Regions from separate parts of the Homo sapiens genome. Here region 2 is linked to region 1. A link is a loop called in an ENCODE intact Hi-C map of the cell type or tissue named here. Cell type or tissue: chondrocyte. All regions are shown on one strand. Each heading gives the region's core, and the rest is flanking DNA. Links, peaks and the distances in the headings are about the cores only.

Evidence for each region. Peaks named below come from ENCODE experiments on the same cell type or tissue, not always from the same donor. Only the 100,000 strongest peaks of a DNase experiment are listed, where the experiment ranks them.
Region 2: it touches region 1 in a loop (6-fold over the local background); 2 of 110 quality-filtered maps call a loop at or near these places.

Annotation. Positions count from the first base shown.
Region 1 is chr7:41,699,581-41,702,492 of GRCh38, forward strand. It overlaps INHBA (inhibin subunit beta A), which reads right to left. Exons shown (of 3, transcript NM_002192.4): 2 at 407-937. The coding sequence starts at 794. All of the region lies in intron 1 of INHBA-AS1 (INHBA antisense RNA 1), which reads left to right. Among named protein-coding and RNA genes, the nearest start is that of INHBA, 2.1 kb to the right of the region's middle. In chondrocyte, for the core only: no CTCF peak of the experiment used is centred there; no DNase peak of the experiment used is centred there.
Region 2 is chr7:40,713,504-40,716,415 of GRCh38, forward strand. All of the region lies in intron 12 of SUGCT (succinyl-CoA:glutarate-CoA transferase), which reads left to right. It overlaps LOC105375243 (a long non-coding RNA gene), which reads right to left. Exons shown (of 3, transcript XR_927193.3): 1 at 1-2,912. Among named protein-coding and RNA genes, the nearest start is that of SUGCT-AS1, 170 kb to the left of the region's middle. In chondrocyte, for the core only: no CTCF peak of the experiment used is centred there; no DNase peak of the experiment used is centred there.

The DNA.
Region 1 (2,912 bases), core at 288-2,787:
GGGGTCCGGAAGCCTCCTCTGCTCCCCTAGCACCCGAAAATGCCGCGGCTTTCCTCCGGCTGCTCAGATCTGGTTTCACAGGCAGGGCAAGGCAGCCCCTCACAGTCTGCCTTCCAGCTCAACATTGGCCCCGAGCTTCCTCTCTGTGTGACCCGCTGGGTTTAGTAAGTGTAAGCCAGTCATCTCCAGGCAGAGCTCGACCGAGAATTCCTTTTCTGTAAAGTCCTCTCCCCCTCCCCTGCCTGCCCTCCGTCGGCTAGTCCGCTACCATCACCTAATAACTAATAACCTTCCCAGGCAGTTTCCAGCTGAAGGGAAAAGAAGTTCCTCCTGGGACTGTCAAAGAAATATATTTTACCCTCCCACCCCCCACCCCTCCCCACCCCCTGCCAATGCCAGCACCAACCTGACTCGGCAAACGTGATGATCTCCGAGGTCTGCTCCATAAGTTCATTCATTTCTGCCCTCCTTCCAATGTCATCCTCTATCTCCACATACCCGTTCTCCCCGACTTTGCCCACATGAAGCTTTCTGATCGCGTTCAGAAGCGCCGCCTTGGGTACCGGCTGGGTGACATCGGGTCTCTTCTTCAAGTGCAGCATGTTTAAAATGTGCTTCTTGACGGCCTCCACCATCTCTGGCTGAGAGTTGGGTACATCCTTTGGGAGGGCGGCCAGCGCACAGGACGGACAGTCGGGGGCCGCGCTGTGCCCCTCGGATCCTGGGGTGGGGGAACTCCTCACTATAATCCAGCAACTTGCCAACAGAAATCCTCTCAGCCAAAGCAAGGGCATCCTGGCAGCAAAAGTTGTTGTGATTGCCTTTTTAAAAGGCCCTGCTTTTCCTCCCCCCTCACGCGCAGGTTTTTTTGTGTGTGTGGATTTTTTTATTTTTTTTTTTGGTGTTTTTTTTTTCCTTCTCCTCTTCAGCAAATTCTCTGGAACAAGAACAAAAAGTTTTCTGTGAAGTTTTGTTTGCAGGTTCCTCTCTGAATGCAGTCAGTGCTGTAGGTTTGTGGCTGTCAGGGAGGAGAGTTCTGACTGTCTCCGAGTAAGAGAGAAGGAAGGAGGGAGGGAGGGAGGGAGACAGGGAGGGAGGGAGAGACAGGGTGGCGGGGAGACAGACAGAGACAGAGAGAGAGGATGGGAGGGAGACAGAGACAGAGAGAGAGGAGAGAGGGGGAGAGAAGAGAGAGGGAAAGAAGGGGGAGAGAGAGGGAGAGAGGGAGGGAAGGGAGGGGGAGAGGGAGAGAGGGAAAGGAAGAGAGAGAGAGAGAGAGAGAGAGAGAGAGAGAGAGAAAGGATTGGCCCTAAGTAAGTGAGTGAATGGAGAGGGAGGGAGTTTGCTGTGAGTAGGGCTGTGATTAGGGAGGGAGGGACAGCCCGTTTTCTGACAGGCTGCTCTCCTTCTGCTCTTAGCTTCCTCACAGACACCTCTCTTCAAATATCACCATTTTCGGGGGTTCTACTTTCTCTTCTAAAATAAATTATCCTAATTTTGTTCACTATTTTTTTTTCTTTCTCTGCCCAGTCTCCTGGTTTCACCTTCTTCCTTTTTTGGAGGGGAGAAAAGAAACCCCAAACAAACACAGTGTCTCAATCAATAGGGATGAATTGATTGAAAAAGTGTTCCCACCGCCCCTCCACCCAGCCAAGCCACAGCCCTAGGTGGTAGAACGCCCACCTGGCCACGTGGTGGGGCAGAGGGTGCAGGGAGGTCCAGTGGACAGGTAGTGGAGGTCAGGGAAGAGGGACTCAGGGGTAACAGAGGATTGTTCTGGCCTGATGGGATCCAGGGGAGATGGTCCTTTCCCCCAATTCATTCATATTTAAATGTTCAGGTCATCAACACTGGCAGGCAATCTGAGGAGAGCGCAATGGAACTTTTGTTTGGGGTCATATAATACACTCCACTCTTCCCAACTGTGAAATGCAGCAGGGCACTGAAGGACCAGAGGGCAGGCAGCCTGTCACAAGCCCAAGTTCCAGAAGCGCTTTCTCCCCGTCGCGTTCAGCTGCCCCCTTCTGCCGGGGACCCACTCACTCTCACACATTACAGCCTACCACCACTCGCCGGACTTCACAGATAAAATGCAAAATTCTCTTGGCCTTTCCCACATCCTTTTATAAAAAGAGTGCACTCGTATGACTTGAATAACTGGTCCTATGGGAAAAGACTCTCTAAAATATATTGGCAAATTATTTTTCTCTGTCATGTGGTAGTTTTTTCAGCTTGCCCCAAGCCTGTCCCGACCAGTGCATTCATAGACAGCCTCCTTGACTGCTTCTTTTTCCCTCAAAGGAACAGTGCAGATGAAATCATCATGGATTTTAGTGTGCACAGAAAAAGAAAAATGTGAATTTTTTAACAATGCCTTTCTAAGGCTTAAAAAAAATTCTTCCCCCTCCCCTCTTTTTCATTTTCTGTCTTATTGCTTTTATCTTGCAGAAGAATCTTTAAGGGGTCCATCTGTTAAAGCGTTCCTTCCCTCTCGGTTTCTTTCCCACACATAAGCCCTCTTGGTTTCTGAAGATACACTCAGCTTATATCTGACACCTAGTGTGTTCATAGCATTACAGTCAAGCAATGCAGTTTAGGTGGAAAGAGTTAATAAATATCATTACTACAAGATAAGATCTGAGTGCAAGGGGAAGAGGGCAAGAAAATTGTGACACTAAGTTATAATTACAGTTTGCACAGGTTAACAATGCTTTCTGAATTATATATACTGTCCCCTTTTCCAAAACAACTATTTGTAAGACTTTTTCTGTTACAAGTAACCTAACACCTTTGGGGTTTCAGCTCCAGAAACATCAATTACTCCACCATTATTGTTAAAACTTTGTCAACATTGCCTAAAAAGCCTCATATTTTTTACGGGGATGGTGAAAGAGAATGGGGGAGGCAGGGGA
Region 2 (2,912 bases), core at 213-2,712, 990 kb before region 1:
ATTCCAATAATTTTATACCTATTAGGTAGATGTTGAATTAAGGGTTAAAAACCAGTTTTCACCACTGCCTTGCAAGTCCTACCAAGGCATTCTAGAATCACAGCCACCTGTAAATTTGTGTTTAACCTTTGGGCCTTAACCACAACAGAGGTGGATGTAATTCCATCTTCATATTCTGTAGCATGTGCAAATCCTTCTCTGCACTTACACATCTAGCTGTGGTCAATTTGAGTGTTTGTCTGGGAATTATCAGTTGTGTAGAAAATTGTTTGGATTATTCCTTCTGTTTCTCTCCAGTCCCTACCCTCTCCTGTCCCTCTCCCAATGCTCCCCATCACATCATGCATAAACTTTTCTCCATATTCTCTTAACCCTTTTGGAAAAGAGGCATTTTAACCACATTAGGGGACATCATTTGGTATCTAACTTCCATTTCCCATGTAGAAAACCATCTGAAGTTATTAAATTAAGAAACATTTTAAACTTTATGTCAGTTTCCATGAGAACATTAATTAGCTAATATTAATCATTGAAAACAAAACAAGGCCGGGTGCAGTGGCTCATGCCTGTAATCCCAGCACTTTGGGAGGCCAAGGCAGGAGGATCACTTGAGGTTAGGAGCCTGAGACCAGCCTGCCCAACATGATGAAACCCTGTCTCTACTAAAAATACAAAAATTAGCCAGGTGTGTTGGTGAGCGCCTGTAATCTCAGCTACTTGGGAGGCTGAGGCAGGAGAATTGCTTGAACTCAGGAGGCGGGTTGCATTTAGCAGAGATTGTGCCTCTGCGTTCTAGCCTGGGGGACAGAGCCAGACTCTCTCAAAAAAACAAACAAAAAAAGAAAACAAATCAAAAAAATAGAAACAAAAGGAACATAACTACTCATCCCCCACCCAAATTCAAAAGATTCTCTGAGATTTGTCATATACTTATTTAAGTGTCCCTAAAAAGAGAGCTATGGTTCTGCTGTAGTTTCTGTTTAAATCTCCTAGTTTTGCCTGAAGCCATGAAGTTAACCTCAGAGCAGAGCCTCTCTCCAGCCCTTACTCCCCAAATGAAAACCATGTGCTTGTGTGGGTTTTATTTGTTTTTCTTTTTTAAGATCTTCTCCATTATTTAAGGAAATTATTACATAACTGCATAGGTCTTCAATAATAGAGTTCACACTGGCTTTTATCAATTAAGTCACAAATAGTTTTTCTCAGAAGCAAATTTAACTCTAGACATTTTTAAAGCTGATTGTAATACCCTGGAAAAGCTAGAAACTTCTTGCATGCTAGCCAAGTCAAACTGTACAAGAGAATACATGGAAATAATATGTGGATGAAACAATAATACTTGCACAGTTCCTAGCCATACTTTTCTCCTTCCGTGAAGGCAATTAATCAGTCTAAACTCCCACACTGGGTAGTGCCACTTCTGACCCTGTTTAAATGTAGAAATATGTAATTCATACTGAAGTTCTATCATGTTCCTAAAACTCAGCGGCAAATCACAGGTCAGTACACAGAGTGAATGTGGCTTCTCTGCCTTCCACTTGCCAGGAGTTAAGGTTGTGTATGGAAAAAAAAAATTGTAAGGGTGTGACTTGGATTATAAAAATCACACTTTTAATTCCACTGAAACATAAAAAAAAATAAACTCTCTCCTTTGTTCTTAAAATAGACCAAATTTGTACAGATAGGGCATTCTTGAACGATCTATTCATTTCAGTTACACAACAGGGAATGAGCAGTTATGGTCAGTGCAGCAAACACAGCAAAGGTATTGATGCGGGGTGGGATGGGAAGTTTTGCTGCTGTGACCTCATCTATACAATTGCAGAAGAACATCTAGCCTGCCTCCGCTGTCTTCTTAAAGTCCCATCTCCTGTTCCCTGGCATCCAATCCCATCTCCCTCCCTTCAGGAACCCAGTGTCTTCCACTACAGGATGGAAGGAATGTCACCCAAAGCATGCTCCATCCATCAGTTGCCCTCATTTTCCATAAAACAAACAAACAAAAGAGCTCAATGTGTCTAAAACTGAGCTTACCTTTGCCCCCCCTCATGTGTTTTCTATCTCAGTGGATGGGCACGAGCATCTACCAAACATAAAAGCTACAAAAGGAAGAATCATCCCAGACTTCTCCCTGTCTTTACCTGCATATTCAATCAGTTGCTGAGTCCGGATTCCACCTCCTCTTCCTATCTTCTGATTCCTTTTCTGTTTTCCCAGACTTGTCTTTTGACATCCTCCCTCACATCTCCTGCCATATGCTTGTTAAGCTGTTCCCAGTCCCTGTACCCCCAACTCTGTATCAGCCAAGTGATTCTTCACATACCACTTTCCTGTGGTTTTTCGCCCTCCCCTGTTTCCTCTTGGACCATAGTTTTCTTCTTTGTTCTCCTGTTGCACCCTCCTCTCCATCAGGAAAGTAAGGATTGCATTTTGTAGCGCTTGTTATTGACTTATCTTTCTTCCTCACTAGCTGGCGTTCTGAAGTCAGAGACATTTTCCTATTTCTCTCCTGTCTTTAGTGCTAAGCACAGACAAGCCGCTTATTAAGTGGTAGGTGAGTGTATTGCTGGATTTGGGCATTATAAGAGGAACTTGTGAACTCAATTGATGAGCTGGGTGGGGAACATGTTCCTGACTTTAACATATTGCTTGACCCTGGTGAGCTGCCAGTAAATTCCTGTGGAATTCTGTTGAATACTGAAGCAGGGAGGTTTTCCTGCCCTGCACAATCCTCCTTCCTCCCTGATTCCATCAGGTCAGAAGAGTGGTCATCAGCAGTGAAGAAATACTAGGTTTCAATTTGCTGGATCCTATTACATATAATGTGACTGAGCAGTAATAAGTCAGGGAGCCCAAATGGCTGATTGATGTTTAACCTGTACAACTGTCATCTCTGCAGAAGGTCCAAACAG